2 separate regions of the Homo sapiens genome follow, and region 2 is linked to region 1. Evidence: chromatin loops called from intact Hi-C (ENCODE). Cell type or tissue: PC-9. All regions are shown on one strand. Links, peaks and the distances in the headings refer to the core of each region. The heading gives the core; the rest is flanking DNA.

What was found. A loop is a pair of places that touch in the nucleus more often than their neighbours do. Peaks named below come from ENCODE experiments on the same cell type or tissue, not always from the same donor. Only the 100,000 strongest peaks of a DNase experiment are listed, where the experiment ranks them.
Region 2: it touches region 1 in a loop (10-fold over the local background); 11 of 110 quality-filtered maps call a loop at or near these places.

The regions. Positions count from the first base shown.
Region 1 is chr6:166,936,007-166,944,349 of GRCh38, reverse strand. It overlaps RNASET2 (ribonuclease T2), which reads left to right. Exons shown (of 9, transcript NM_003730.6): 5 at 1,261-1,331; 6 at 5,342-5,455. It also overlaps the pseudogene LOC105378119. Among named protein-coding and RNA genes, the nearest start is that of RNASET2, 16 kb to the left of the region's middle. RefSeq lists an enhancer at 2,955-3,455. In PC-9, for the core only: no CTCF peak of the experiment used is centred there; a DNase peak (open chromatin) is centred at 3,459; H3K27ac peaks cover 2,184 bases.
Region 2 is chr6:166,872,947-166,881,289 of GRCh38, reverse strand. It overlaps LOC124901461 (a long non-coding RNA gene), which reads left to right. Exons shown (of 2, transcript XR_007059867.1): 2 at 3,543-3,867. Among named protein-coding and RNA genes, the nearest start is that of RPS6KA2-AS1, 27 kb to the left of the region's middle. In PC-9, for the core only: no CTCF peak of the experiment used is centred there; a DNase peak (open chromatin) is centred at 3,189; H3K27ac peaks cover 301 bases.

The sequences.
Region 1 (8,343 bases), core at 271-8,270:
GAAGGAAAGTGAAGTTATCCGAAGTTTGTTAAGCACCTTTTTACTGACCTTTTTGGGGTTTTTTTGGTGTAGAGGGTGTGTAGAAATAGAAAAGTAAACTCCAGTTCTGTTGGATTTAGCGCGACTGGTGCCCAGGCTGCCCAGCTCACACAAGCTCTTCTCTGGGAAAAGGAGAGCTTGTCCTTTGTTTGTTTGTTTGTTTTAACTGATGGTTTCGTTTTGTTTTTTTTTAAGATGGAGTCTCACTCTGTCGCCAGGCTGGAGTGCAGTGGCGCAATCTCGGCTCACTGCAACCTCCGACTCCCTGGTTCAAGCGATTCTCCTGCCTCAGCCTCCTGAGTAGCTGGGATTACAGGCATGTGGCACCGTGCCCAGCTAATTTTTGTATTTTTAGTAGAGACAGGGTTTCACCAGGTTGGCCAGGATGGTCTCGATCTCCTGACCTCGTGATCCGCCCGCATCGGCCTCCGAAAGTGCTGGGATTACAGGCGTGAGCCACCGTGCCCGGCCAATGTTTTTAGAACAGTTATAGGTTTACAGAAAAATTGGATGGAGATTACAGACAGTTCACTCCCTTCCCCCTCAACTCTCCCAATCATTAACATCTTCTATAGTGTGTTACATTTGTTACAATTAATGAACTGATACTGATACTTTATTATTAAATAAAGTTTAGCATTAACATTAGGGTTTACTCCTGTGTTGTGCGGCTTTGGACAAATGCAGGAGAGCAAGTCCCACCCAGTGTGCTCTGGAGCAGCCGCTGGCCCTAAACCCCCTGAGCCATACCTCCCCTTCTTCCTCCCCTTGAACCCCCAAGCAACCGCGAATCTCATTCCTGTCTCTTAAGACTACCTTTTCCAAATTGTCACGTCGTTGGAATCATACAGTATGTAGCCTCTGCAGACTGGCTTCTTGCACTTAGCAATGTATGTTTGCAGTTCCTCCAGTGTCTTTTCATGACTCGACGGCTCATTGGTTTTTGTTGCTGAAAATATTCCATTGTTTGGATGTACACTTTATCCCTTCACCTATAACAGCTTGTATTTTCGTGTGCAGTTTTATGATTACTCAAATTGCACTTGTAGATATATCTTAACAAACACTTCATACAAAATAAGCATAGGATTATTTTATTCACCAAAGTATTGTTAATTAGCAGAGCTCAATTCTTTGGTGTCAGTTTATCAAATTTACCTTCTAGGTTTTGAGTTTATTATTAAGAACCTGCGTAGACTTATTTTATTTTTTAATGCATAGGATCTTTTGCCAGAAATGAGGGCATACTGGCCTGACGTAATTCACTCGTTTCCCAATCGCAGCCGCTTCTGGTAAGTCCCAGCCTCTGATTGCTGTCTTGATTACTGTCTGAGCGGGTGTGGGGAGCGTGATGAATCGCTAGAAGTGGAAACTGTGTGGGAAGCAAGATAACAGAATCTGTCTTCTGGGGCTGAGCAGTTTGAACAACCTTTTATGAGATATGATTCTGTTACGGCATTTTTGGTGCCTTTCTCCAATGTATAAAAAATTGAAAGCAAGTGGAATTTACCATATAAGCCTGTTTTCTAACCTGTATGGTATTTATTACTTTGCTTTAAAACTTTTCTCGGCCAGTCACAATGGCTCGTGCCTGTAATCCTAGCACTTTGGGAGGCTGAGGCGGGTGGATTGCTTGAGCTGAGGAGTTTGAGACCAGCCTGGTAACATGACAAAATGCCACCTCTACCAAAAATTTAAAAGGTCAGCTAGATGTGGTATTGTGCGGCTGTGGTCCCGGGAGATCAAGGTTGCAATGAGCTGTGATCAGCTGGGGTGATAACTAGCCTAGGTGACAGGGTGAGACCCTGTCTCAAAAACAAAATAAAGATACAAATTTTCTCTTCTGAGGCTTAACAAAGTCCAATGCTTGCATATCTAAGAATTAGTCCATATCAGACAGGAGAGAATATTTCTTAAGGAAATTGTGCTCCTGTCTTCAAATACATTAAGAAAAAAGAGACCAGGCACAGTGGTTCACACCTGTAATCCCAGCACTTTGGAAGGCCAAGGCAGGTGGATCACTTGAGGTCAGGAGTTCGAGACCAGCCTGGCCAACATGGCAAAACCCCATCTCTACTAAAAATACAAAAATTAGCTGGGCATGATGGCGTACGCTTGTAATCCCAGCTACTTGGGAGGCTGAGGCAGGAGAATCAATTGAATTCAGGGGATGGAGGTTGCAGTGAGCCGAGATTGCACCACTGTACTCCAGCCCGGGCAACAGGGCAAGATTCCATCTCAAAAAAAAAAAAGAAGATGTCTTCTAAAATGATGATCTCATGCCTATGACTTAGGGAGGAGAGAAAGTGAGACTTAGCATGTGAGGCTGAGACCTCAGTCATAGTGAAGCACCTTTAAGTTCAGCAGAAGCTAAGCCTAGGGCATAAACGCCATGTTGAATTCAAGATAGCTTTTAAAATCCTGGCTTTTTTAAGAACATAAAGTTAAATTCCTTGTATTAACATTATATTAACTGAAGGTAATTATTTTCTCTATCCCACTTCAATATTGCAATTTATAATTCAGATTACAACCCATCAAATTTTAGGTGGGAAGATTAACCTAGAAATATTTTTGTGTATAATTTTCAGGAAAATTAAAAGTTAAGTTTAGAAGAAAGCTTTTGAAAACAAAATGAAATGGAAGTGATGTCCCCCTTTCTGGTTCATCGGTGTGGCAGTGAAGTGGCCTTAGGATTCATGGACCCTCAGTCTGTGCGTTGAATCACCCTTGAAAATTCGGGTGGTGAATGGTTCAGGTCTCAGTCACCTGTTCTGCACAGCCTGTGTTCTAGAAAATTATTTCAAAATAATGGCCATGATAAGTTGGAATGGAAGAAGATAGGAAAAAAAATTATATGTCACTTCACAGTGTACTTCAGATGATGAGTTTATGGTAACTGAGTTATGTGAAAGAGAATTTTTCCAGTTGTTACAATGTTCCATGATAGAGTCTGTCAGATTTTAGCTAAATGGCTTAAAATAAATCAGCAAACATGCAAAGGCCTTCAGTGAGCTGGGTCTTGAGCATTTAATCAAAACAGTGTGGGCACAGTATGCATTTATTTTTGGGCTCTGATAAAGGCAAGATGACTTACTTTAAATTTTCAGGTTGATAGTTGAATTACACACTTAAAAAACTGGTTCTAAATGAAAAAGATAAATCTCACACACAAATTAATATTTATATTTTTGAGTGCTCCTAAATACAAAATATCAGCTAGGGAGGAGCTCCTGTCTGGGCTGTGTCACCCAGTCCTGTGCCTATCACTCAAGTCACCTGACTAACTCCATGGGGGTTGGCCTCTGGCTTCTCCACCTCTGCTCCTTGGGCAGGGGAAGGTGTCACAGCACTGCTGTGGAATGTGTCTTTGGGCATAACCAGCCCCGAGGACTGGCTGCCTGTTGTGGCCGAGCGGGCTGGGTGACAGTGGGTGGGTGAGCCTGGGACATCCGCTCCTGGCTGCATCTGCTCTTGGTGGGTGAGTCAGGGTGTCTCTCAGCACAGAGGGCAACACGCTGAGTCACTTCGCATTGGTGACTGACCGTTCTGATGCTTAAAAAAAAAAGGTCCAGTCCAAATGAAGTGTGAGTGAATGCTGTGAGCTCCATGAATATCAATCTATTTCCAACATCTGTTGAGTTAAGCTTGCTCCAGGAATAATGATGGCTGACATTTACTGTTTATTGTGAGCCAGGAACTGTTTTCATTCATGTGGAAGGGCTCAGCACACCTCATCTCACCTGCAGAATTACCCCTGTTTTATAGAAACTAAGTCACCTGGAATTCAGGTTACATTTCAATTAGTTTAAAATAATCTCCTTTTTCTACCTTATAGGATATAGGAAGTTATCAGGTAATTTGCTCTGGAAAGGCTTCTAGATGAAGACAGTTACTCATCCACTTTCATCGTTCCTGTTTTCAACTTTTCATCATTTTCTGAGAGTTAAATCAATAGGAATTATTTAAAACTAGTATTTTGGATGAATTTTGCCAGTGAATTAATGCACATTTAGATTGTGTTTTTAAGACTGCATATAAGTGCTTTATAAGTGGTTGCATGAATGTTATTTATTAAAACTTCATGAATTCATCACCAATAAAGCTGAGGAAATCTGATTCCCATTTTGTCTTTTCATGCTAAAGATGATAAACATCTGATGACACGCCAGTCATTCTGAAGGTGGCTGTCAATCTCGTCAGCAGTTGATTGGATGACAGCCCAGTGCAGTGGGAAGGGCGCTGACCTTGGACTTGAGCGTGGCCTTCAAGGGCAGGCTCTGAGTGACCTTCAGCAAGTCCCCTGGCCCTTCTGGGCTTCCATTCCCTGTCTGTAAACTAGCAGTGATATTTCCGCCTTGCAGAGTTTTGAGAACCAAACGAAGAACGTGAAAGATTTTTGTAAACCTTTAATCTGCAGTAAAATATCAGGAATCATTCTCAGTGACCACATTTTTCTGGAATACAAATTGCTGTTCACGTGCAGCCCTTTAGTTATAGGCTATTCAGTTGTTCTTATTGTCCTCTATGTAGAATGGATGCTTAAACTATAATTTGTAGAAGCTGAAATGGAAAATGGGCCTGAGGTGTTTCCTGGTAATTAGCTGTCCTGCCTTTCCATGGCTGGTTGCTTAGAAATGACAGTTTGTGCCACTCTGCGAAATTCCCTGACTGCAAAGCACCCACTCACTGCAGGAGACCACACGTTGCTTTGTGAATCAGTGGGGGTTGGGGCAGCAGCATGTTCTTTTTTCTCAGCTTTGATTTGTTGTTAATTGAGCAAGCTGTAATTGTAGACGTGAACTGAAACTGATTATTTAATCGTGGGGGATTGAAATAATTGCCTATGTTGCAAATAAGGAATTTTATCCTTCCTACTTTGTAAAAGAAATGACATGCCTACCACATGGGAATAGTCTGTGCTGAGAGAAAACATGCTTGAGCATTTTAATTGGGAATCAGTTTCATTACTTTTTTTTTGAGATGGAGTTTGTCTCTTGCCCAGGCTATAGTGCAATGGCATGATCTTGGCTCACTGCAACCTCTGCCTCCCGGGTTCAAGCGATTCTCCTCCTCAGCCTCCTGAGTAGCTGGGATCTCAGGCACCTGCCACCACACTCGGCTAATTTTTTTGTATTTTTAGTAGAGACAGTTTCACCATGTTGGTCAGGCTGGTCTCAAACTCCTGATCTCAGGTGATCCACCCCCTTCAGCCTCCCAAAGTGTTGGGATTACAGGCATGAGCCACTGCACGCAGCCTGTTTCACTACTTTTAAGTGGAGATTTTTCCTAATCCTCACAGGAAGCATGAGTGGGAAAAGCATGGGACCTGCGCCGCCCAGGTGGATGCGCTCAACTCCCAGAAGAAGTACTTTGGCAGAAGCCTGGAACTCTACAGGGAGCTGGACCTCAACAGGTGGGTGCGCCCTTCCCCCGGCTGCACTTCCCAGTGGGGATCTCTGCTGTCGCCCAAGCCTGACAGCTGGATCCAGGGGAGTGGGTGTAGACCTCACTGCCCTCCAGCAGCTTCTGCATGTGCACTATTCGGCTACTGGGATCATTCCTGAGGAATGTTCTGAGCCTACCAAGCCTTTCCAGATCATTCTACATCACGATCACACAGAGTGGGTGCAGAGTATTGGGATGCCCATCTGGGCACCATCTCATCATCAGAGTCGGCCATAGGGAAAACGAGGACTCCAACCAGCATGTGCCGTTCTCAGCCATGATTCCTGATAAAGGATAGTGCATTAATAAGTCGTTTCCTTAGAAAGACGGAAACTCTGGAAGTCTGTAGGTCTTTGCCGCAGAACTCCTGGAACAAGCAGGCAGGAAAGAGATGTGGGCCAGGGTTCTTTAAGCCCCAGAAATGACCCCAACCTGCCTAAATCGTCCCTGCCTGCCCTCACCTCTATTCTTGAGAAGTGGAATACGTTGTCCCACTTGAGCCAGTTGACTTGTAAAGCAAAGTGCCTTCTGAGCGCCACACCGAGCCCACTCACTGTCCGAATCTGGTTGCTAGAGAGCCAGGGTGTGCCCTTACCTCTCCGTCGGGACGTTTCAGGGTGTCAGCGTCTTAGCTGCTCTCACTGACCTTCATCATAAGAGGTCATAATAAACCAGTGAAGTCGTGAAAAACATGACAGGCAATTGCACAGCCTCTGTGTTGCTGCTTTTGGAATTCACGCAGCTTGTTTTAGAGCAATTCTCCTTCAAATCAGAATAATACCAGGAGCCTTAGCTAATCAGCTGTATTTAAGGTTTCTGAATCAAAACTGCTTAAAAGATGAATAAACCTCCATTGCTTATCTAGACATGTGCTTTGCCTCCTCAACGTACAAAATCGTCTCACACAGATGGTCTCCTGTGTCATCTGATGAAACGCAGTCTAACAGCTGCAACTTGGGTGGGATAGAGCTCAGGCACTGATAGAAGAGGGGCTTGGCACGGTTAGCGGGGATCAAGATTACATCAAAGAATGCCCTGTGAATAAACTTCTTTAAAAATCACCTCCCAGAGCGCGTGGCATTAGGTGTGCCTTTTCATCCTGGTTCTGACACTAACTAGTTGTACAATTTGTGTATCTAACCTCTAGCTCTTTTTTCCATGCTGTGAAATAAATGGATAGGTTGCCCTCAACCCTGAAGTCTCTTCCAGCTCTTAAAATCTGCACTACCAGGTATATACACTAAGAAACGTACACAGACCTATACACTTTGATTTGTATATAGTTTGTGTATATAATTTGATCTATGTAATTTAATCTTAGGTTTTTAATAAAGGAAGCATTGCTTTCTTGCAGTAAGAGCAATATTTTAGGAAACATTTTCTCACCTAACAAATGTAGCTAATTAGCTGTTCAGAAATCATTATGGGCCATGTGTGGTGGCTCATGCATGTAATCCCAGCACTTTGGGAGGCTGAGGTGGGTGCATCACCAGAGGTCAGGAGTTCAAGACCAGCTTGGCCAACATGGTGAAATCCCATCTCTACTAAAAATACAAAAATTAGCCAGGTGTGGTGGTGCATGCCTGTAATTCCAGCTACTCGGGAGGCTGAAGCAGGAGAATGGCTTGAACCCAGGAGGTGGAGGTTGCAGTGAGCTGAGATCGTGCCATTGCACTCCAGCCTGTGCGAAAAGAGCAAAACTGTCTCAAAAAAAAAAGTCATTATGAGGATTAACCAAGAGAGTGTCTTAGGTAGCTCCTGGAGCACAGGAGACTTGCAGTTAAAAAGAAAGTCTGACATTGCTGAAAGACTGGCAGGGTAGGACCCACTTTGGAGATGACAAGAAAGATGCCCTCTGTTTCAAAACAGGGGTCTCACAGTCCTGACCCTGCTGCAGAGTGCTGGTGTTTTCCAGGCTGACTCCATAAACCAGTTCATTTAATCAAACAGAGAAAGGATAAATGGATACTACTGAAAATTTTAAAATCAATCATCTAAATAATTCATCTCTGTATCCAACAAATAGTTTATTAAGTGGCTCCTACTTACACTCGTTGAAACTCAGTAGCTTTCCTGCTATGGTTTGGATGTGGTTGGTTTATCCCCACCAAATCTCATGTTGAAATTTGATCACCAGTGTGGAGGTGGGAGGTGTTTGAGCTGCGGGGAAGGATCCCTCATGAGTAGGTTAATGCCCCCTTGCAGGGGTGAGCGAGTTCCCACTCAGTTCCCCAGAGAGCTGGTTGTTAACAGGAGCCTGGCACCGCCCCCAACCCCTGGCTTCCTCTCTGGCCATGTGATCTCTGTACACACCAGCTCCCCTTTGCCTTCTGCCATGAGCGGAAGTTTCCTGAGGCCCTTGCCAGAAGCAGAATCTGGTTCCATGCTTCTCGGACAGCCTGCAGACCCCTGAGCCAAAAAAACCTCTTTTTTTAAATAAATTACCCAGCCTCAGGTATTCCTGTATAGCGACACTAGACAGACTGAGACACACACACACACACACACACACGACACATGCAAAACTCTAAGTCCTGGAGTTCCTGTGGGGATTCAGCAGAGCCCAGTGCTGCCCTGCCATTGCTGTAGATGGGAATGGTGCGTCCTCCATTCATTCATTCATTCATTCATTCAGTAAATGTTCACTGAGGGCCTGCCAGGGCAAAGCACTACTGAGAGTATGTTTGCTAAAACCTATAAAGAACAATTATAGGAAAATTATATTCTTAGTTTCTCCAAGGGAAATCTATAATTCTTAGTGCCTTCATTTTAATCTAAAAATTAAATTAAGAAGTCAAAATTTAAGACCCCTCATTTTTCCTTGTAAACTGGTATCACAAATTATCTTTTTCTCAT
Region 2 (8,343 bases), core at 15-8,014, 63 kb after region 1:
TTATAGATGACACAATATGTTATTATTTTTCTTTTAATTAGCATTAAGATATTTTAAAAATTAAACAATCTTTTCTATTGATTTACATACTCATTTTAAATTACTTTGATTTCTTTTCTAGGTTTGAATTACTGTCTGATGTCTTATTTTCTCTTTCTGAAGAACTTTCAATTCTTTTTTTTTGGAGGAGATATTTATTAACTTTTATTTTAGGATCAGGGTACATGTGCAGGTTTCTTATATAGGTAAATTGCATATCATGGGGGTTTGGTGTACAGATTATTTAGTCATCCAGGTAGTAAGCATAGTACCCAATAGGTAGTGTTTTGACCCTGTCACTCCTCCCACCCCCCCACCTTCCAGTAGGGCCCAGTGTCTGTTTTTCCCTTCTTTGTGTCCATATGTACTCAACGTTTAGCTCCCACTTATAAGTGAGAACATGCAGTATTTGGTTTTCTATTCCTGCTTTAGTTCACTTAGGATTATGGCCTCCAGTTCCATCCTTGTTGCTGCAAAGAACATGATCTCATTTTGTTTATGGCTATGTAGTATTCCATGGTGTATGTGTGCCACATTTCTTTTTTTTCAGTCTACTATTGATGAGCATTAGGTTGATTGTATGTGTTTGCTATTGTAAATAGTGCTGAAAGAACATATGCATGCGTGTGTCTTTATGGTAGAATGATGTGTATTTCTTTGGGTGTATACCCAGTAATGGGATTGCTGAGTTGAATGGTACTTCTGTTTTAAGTTCTTTGAGAAGTTGCCACACTGCTTTCTACAATGGCTGAACTAATTTACATATCTACCAGCAATGTATGCATTCTGTTTTTCTCTGCAGCTTTGCCATTTATAGTATATGTACTATATATTATAAATTGATTCTTCATAGTATATGTGCTTTGGCAAGTTTTGTTTGTCTGAAAAAAGTTATTTTACTTTCATTTTAGAAAGATATTTTTCTGCATATAGAATTCTAGGCTGACCTTTTCCCACTACTTTAATACTGCCATACCACTGTTTCTTTTTTGTTGTTTTTTTTTTGTTGTTGTTGTTGTTTTGGTTTTTTGGTTCTTTGCCTTACATAATTTCAGACAAGAAGTCTGCTGTAATTATCTTTGCTTCTGTATATACTTTTTTTCTTCTGGTTGTTTTTAAGATTTTCTTTTCTTGATGGTTTATGGAGATTTGACCGTGATATGCTATTTTTTTTTAATGTGTAGTACTTTGGACTTCTTAGATCTGTGAATTTACAGCTTGTTATCAAACTTGAAAAAATTTTAGCCATATTTTATTAAATATTTTCTTGTATCTCCTCCCCTTTGCTCCTTCTGGGTCTCCAGTTATTCCTGCCTCTTACCACTTGATATCGTCCCAGAGATCATTGTTGCTTTGTTCATTTTTTTTCAGTCTTTTCCCCTCCTTCTTTTATTTTGAATAGTTTCTATTGTTATGTCTTCAAAATGTATAGATATTTTCTTCTTCAATGTCTAGTCAGCACTTAGTTTCATTCAGTGTGTTTTTCATTTCAAATAATTTATTTTCATATATAGACATTTCATTTGTTTTTTATATTTTTGGTTCTTCTGCTCATCATGTTTAAGCTTTTTAAACATGATATATATATTTATATTTATAATAGCTATTTTAATATATTTTCTATTACTTCTGTCATCTCTGTCATTTCTGAGTGTTTCTTTGAGTGATTTTTCTCCTGGTTATGGATCATATCTTCTTGTTTCTTTGGATGCCTAATAATTTTTGACTGGGTGCTGAACATTTTAAATTTAACATTTTTGGGTACTCAATTTTGTTGTATTATTTTAAATATTGCAGAACTTTGGGATGCAGTTTAGTTACTTGTAATTATTTTAATCTGTTCAAATCTTGCTGTAAGGCTCTGTAGCATGGGCCCATGGCAGCCTTAGTCTAGGGCTAATTTATTTCTATTACTAAGGCAATGTTCTTTTGAAGATTCTACTGATGCCTTATGTATTGGGTGGCTTTTAACTCTGGCTGGTGAAAACAAACTATTCTCATCCCTGTGTAAGCTCCAGGGATTGTACCACCTACTCCTTTACAATGATTCTTTCACTTGCCTTTGTATTTTCTTCATATACATGCTCAGATCATTATCAGTCACACTTTCAAGGGCACCTCTCTTCCTATTTCTGGAGCTCTATCCTCCTTGGTTTTTATCCCACAGATTCTAGCTGCTTTGGACTCCCTAAACCCCAAACTCTGTCACCTCAATTCAGGGGGACCACCAGGCTCTGTTTGGGCTCTGCTTCTTGCCCTGTCACCTAGAAACTCTATCCAGGCATTGATATAGGACAACGTTAGGGCTTACATTATCTGTTCCCTTTCTCCCAGATGAGATTTCTGTCCTGTGTTGAAATTTTAAATGTCTAGCATCCAATAAAAAAATTAACAACTATGCAAAAGAAACGCAGAAAAATATGACTCATATCCATTGTTTTATATATTTTGGAAAATATATTTATTTTATATATCTTTTTGTTTAAGGCAGGAGGACAAATCTAGCACTCTTCCTTCATCACAGCCGGAAATAGAAGTCTCTGAGTATGGGTTTTCAACTTGTGTTTTAGTTGTGCCGTACTGTGACTATGACTAAGAATTATATAATGAAAAACTCACAATGTGATATTCCTTTCTTTTAAATTGTGTCTCCCTTGCAAATCTGCCTGCCTTGGTATACTCTCACAGCTTTCAGGTAGTTGTTTTGTATTTTTTACTTAGTCAATGATTATTACTTTCAGGAGGTTTGGTCTATTAGAGATGAAACCAAACTATATTATTATTTTTGTAGGTAATTTAATCCTTAACAGGATCCCTACTGGTATTTTCAACCAATGTAAAAATATCTTCTCACCTTTCTTCTTAATGCTCTGGTTCTTTCTAGACTGTCCCCAGGCTGGGTCAATCCTGAAATCTTTCCTAGTTAACCCATCTTACCATCTTCCACACCATTTGGTCCAGTTACATATCTCTTGCCTGACCTACTCTATCTAGCCCTGTTGTCAAAGGTATTTGAATCAGGGCAACTCCATCTTGAAGAGGGGCTGGGAAAAATGAGGCTGAGACTTGGGCTACATTCCTAGGAGGTTAGGCTTTCTTACTCACAAGATATTTGTGGTTAAGGGAACAGACATTGCGACCACTTGGCATACAGTCCTACCTTAAAGGGCATTTGATCTGTAAACCAAAAATAAAATTCTAAGCACCTGAACCATCTGATGGACCCTCCCCTCAGCCAAGGGCATTCCAAAGTTAACCTGAAAAACTAGTTCAGGCCATGAGGGAAAGTGGGGGTTAGACATGCCTCGTTATGTACACCTCCCAGTGGAATTCAGGCACAGATGACCAGCATTAACATTAAAACAGAGACTTTAAGACTGATAGAAAAGACTTTTTAAGTCTAATAAGAAACATTCTCTTCTATTGATTCTGTTTGCATAAGGGGAATCTTGTTCTCTACAACCGCTTATCTTAACCCAGACATTCCCTTCTATTGATTCTAGGTCTTTAGACAATCACTTAACTCTTTCAATCAATTGCCAATTAGAAAATTCTTGAATCCACCTATGACCTGGAGGCCCCTGCTTCAAGTTGTCCCAGCTTTCCAGACCAAACCAATGTAGGTTGATCGATTGATGTCTATGTCTCCATAAAAGGTATGCAACCAAGCTGTATCCTGACCACCTTGTGCACATGTTCTCAGCATCTCCTGGGTCACAGAATATTGATGAGTCATATTCGGCTCACAATAAATCTCTTCAAATGTTGTACAGAGTTTGACCCTTTTTGTTGACAGATCATTCTGTAATAAAAGCAGCTTTCAAGTTATAATGTAATAATTCATATTATTAATTTATTAAGCAAATTTCCAGGTACTTTGCAAGTGTTAGAGATAAACATTTTAAAAACAAAAGTCTCTATTCTCAAATCCTGTAATTTTAGGCCAGAAGAGTGAACAGGTGGGAGTAAAGCATCAGAGAACAAATGTTGCATTAAGTATAGTATCTGTAGGCAATTGTTCTAGAGGCCCTCATAAAGTGCAGTGTGGATTTAAGAGAAATGTTGCATAAATCTCTGCATGGGGGTCAGGGCTCTGCATACAACTGTGTAGGCTGTACACAGGGCAGTGCTGAGCACCACTGACATTGTAGCCCTCTAGAGTTGTGCACTGTAATACCTGCACAGCCATACACAATGGCGTTGAAAAAAATACTGGAAAGCCTCCAGAAGAAGCAAATGTTGAGATAAAAGTTGATGGATGAGTAATCATTTGCCAATAATGATAGAACAAATTAATATTTGTATAGTTAATTGTGATATTCAAAAACTCCTTACCCTCACAAGTATATTTGATCCCTGCGTCAATTTGGTGAGATTGATAGAGGTGAAGGATCTCTGTCACTCTATACCCAGCTGATGTTCCCACTCACGAGGTGGCAGCAAGCCATGAAGACCAGCAACTGGGAACAATGCTTTTTCGGCCCAGTAGAGCCCACTCCTCCCCACTCATGCCAGGTGTTCCATGCACTTAGCTCCCTGCCCTTCGGAGCCACAGAGCAGCTTTCGGGAGGCGTTTGGCATGCCCTTCCTTCCTGGGCTCTGGGTTTATGTCATTCCTTGGTTTCTGTGCTGCTCGTAGCTTAAGAGGGAAACATTCCTTCTGCCAGCTCAGCCCTGGTGGTAGGGAAATTCATTGATCACCCTGGGGCTGTGGTATTAGACACATGTGGTTGATGTTGTTGTTGATGATAATGCTAATACTCTTATTTCTGTGGAGGAAAGAGAAGGTCAGAGAAAGGAAGCCACCCACTTAGATCACATGCTAATGAAATCGCGGAGCCAGGGTGTGGAGTTTTCAGTCATTTTACTCCAAGCCCTGTGCTCTTCCCCATACCTGGACTTAACACCTTCCCTTTATTCACGTGGTTACGTTTGTATGTCAAGTCATCGCCTCAAATGCTGGCCGCTGGCTTCCCTATCCTTTTAGCTCTTGTGAGTATCGTGTTCTAGTCTGCTCTTGTTCTGATCCGACTCAGTTGAATCTAGTTGTGTGTGAATGTGTGTGTGTGTGTGTGCGTGTTTTCTATCCTCTTGAAAATTTCCTCCAAGTCTACAAAGTAATGCACATTTCTGGCTTCTCAAAAACACCACGGATTTCAGGACTGCTCTTACATTCCACCTGATTGTCTTGAGCTGCTTGTTGAGGACATGATTTGCTAGCCTGCAGTTGCCTCCTCATTTCTCACAGCCCTTAGCTCAGATGGCAACAGTTAAATCACAACCAATAATGCAATAAAAAAACGAGTCTATAATTCACCCAATTACTGATTTCTCAATTTTGAAAATAAATTTTGGACAGATGGTTCATTAAAAAGTAGTAGAAAACATCAAAAGTATACAGACACATAATGAAATATACGGATAATGCTTAGATTTCATGTTTTTAAAAAAGACTGCCTCCTCCCAAATCAGTAGAAAGGTAAGTTTTTGTTTCTAAGCAAAAAGGAAAGGGAAGATTTTATAAATATATTCACATTGATGAAGATGTATATTTGTCCACTTATTTCAAATCTTATATTACATAAGTTATCAAAAAGTGATTGTTGCAAACCTTTATGTTACTTTGGAATATTAATTACACTCTTTACATTTTATGTAGACATATCTATTAGTCAATTTTTTGAAATTTATTCCTTTTTTTATGCTTAAAATGTTATTTTCAAACCAAGTCAGATAAATATTCACCTTTTTTTCTTCTTGCTATGATTTCACATTTTTTACAATATAGAGTTTATCCCTAATTTTATGTATTTGGGAAATAAGATTTTAAACTAATTTTTTTTCCAAATGGCCAATATCCCCCACAACACAACACTCATAAAAATTCTGTCACTTTGTAATTTGTGTACAGTATTTTTCTACCACATTTTAAGTCCATATATATTTACCCTAGTTACGAGTTGAACTGTTCTTTCCCATTGATCTATGTGTATTTGTTCTGCTCCCACTCCACTTTCATCTGTGTGCCTTTAAAGTTTCTATAAATATTACACCTGGCAGCGCAGGTGTTGTTCCTGGTATTCTTATCCTTTTCATTCTTGTTTAGTTTTAAACTCTTGCTTATTTTCTTAAGTCATAAATCACAGTTTGATTTGATTATAGCCACAATGAAATTCAGATTAATTTTAGTAGAATACACATGTTTAAACTTTTCAGTTTTCCTAGCCAGAAATGTGGCATCTCTTAATTTATTTGGGTCAGTAAGTCAATCCTTTAATACTCCCCAATAAGCTTTCATAATAAAAGATCAAAATGGAAAATATGTTTGAGTTGGGAAGATCTTTCAGGTCACTTTTTAAAAATCACTCGCAGAAGCAAAGCTCATTTTTCCTATTTGTAAGAGGACCCTCTGTTAAAACATACTTTACTGTATTTTAGGGTGTTTTTTTTTTATTTTATGAGGTAAAAAATGCTCATAATCATTTACCAAGGAAGGTCGCATTTGGGGGCTTGTCCTAAGCATAGGGCAAAAGCCTTATGCACAGAGATGTTAACTGAAACAAAAATATTCCCCTATGAGGAATGATTCCATGCATGAAGATATGTCAATAGAATGGAATCTTACACAGAAATGTAATTTTGAGGGCTGTTATAACATTGGAAAACATTTTCACTAGGCTATGTTTTAAAAGATGGGAAACATTTTTAAGATGCTGTTACAAGACAGTATGTTCCCTGCAGGCATTTCTTCCCTGTAGTTCCTGCTCCTCTGGATTTGCTCACCCTTCACCAGCCACGTTCACCCCCTGCTGTTCCTTGCACCTGCCAGGTGTCCCCCTCCCATGCCTCGGACTCTTGTGCTTGCTGCCAGGACTGCTCTTCCGCCCGACACCACAACCAAGTCCCCTGCCTGGCCTGGAGTCCTCGCTGATGTCATCTCAGTGAGCGCTTCCCTGGCCGCTCCAGCTAAGGTCCCACCCCTGCCCGACATGCTCCATCCACCTTCTCTGCCCACCTCAGGACACACTGTCCAGTACTTCTTTTTTTTTTTTTTTTTCTTGCTTTCCTCCAACTAAAACGGAACCCGGGCAAAGATTTTTGTCTGTTTTGTCCAGACCAGGTGCAAAGGAACCTGGGCATATGAACGGTCTGTGAAATGAAAATGTACAGAAGTTATAAATACTAGGGAACCATGGACATTATTTTATTAATTTCGTTTTAGCTATATTAGCTTGTCAGTCATTATGAAAAAGAGCTATCTTGCTAGAAGCAGCCCTGCCCATCTATTTCCTTTACCTATAGGGTAACTACAGATAAGAAAAACCTGGCTGGCGTGATAGGGGTTGCCTGAAAGAGGCTGCAGTTCTGACCATTTGTTGGGCAGTCTCAGGAGCATCAGGGAAGGACCTACTTCCCTTGGCTGAGATTTAGGAGGTGGATGAGTCTCGCCGTTTGGGCAGTGGAGAGAGCCCTCCATAGCCACGTCTGTCAGCCCTCACTTCGCTTGTGCTGGAGGAATCTCTGGTTTCAGGTGAGTTGTCTTTGTCTCTGGCACAATGCTGGTCTAGTGCATGTTTGTATTCATGCCTTCCAAGGTCTGGGGGCTTTGTGCTCATGAGGGGAGGGGGAAAGGCTGACGCAGAAGAGGGGAGGTCAGAGTTCCCCAAGTCCTGGGGCTCACATGTGTCACGTGGGCCTCCATGGAAATGTTCCTGGCCAGACTCATGCTGACCACCCACTCCACCCCACTGTGCCCCACTCCCAAGAGGAGGGGTGACTGACGGGCATCCCATCTCACTCCAGCCATGTCCCCAGATCTGCTCTATCAGATAAGCAATGCACACGATCCAGAGATTTAAAAAATTACATATATTCATGGATATTTATAGCACTTCCTTTTCCTCTAGCTTTTCAAAAGTTCATTAGAAAATATTTTTTAAGAAGGGCAAAGATTTATATTGATGGGGGATCAGCATCTGACAATGCAGAGAAACTTCCACAAGCTCCAATCAGAATTCATCTATTTTTACTGAAGCAGAAGGAAAAAGTATCTCAGCTGACAGCAGTGCCATCTAAAAGGCTGCGGTAATCAGCTGTGGGGCAGAAAAACATCCACATCACGAGACAAGACTGTTTTTAAAGAAAATCAAGCCAGATTTTTAAAAAATGCTGGATGAAATAAACAAATCAGAAGGCTATTTAGCTTGTTTTAAATAGCCAAGACTTCAGTATTTTTCTAGGAAAGGAATCCAGGTTTCTGAGAACACGTGCTGCAATGGAATGCTGCGGAAAAGCCTGACTGCT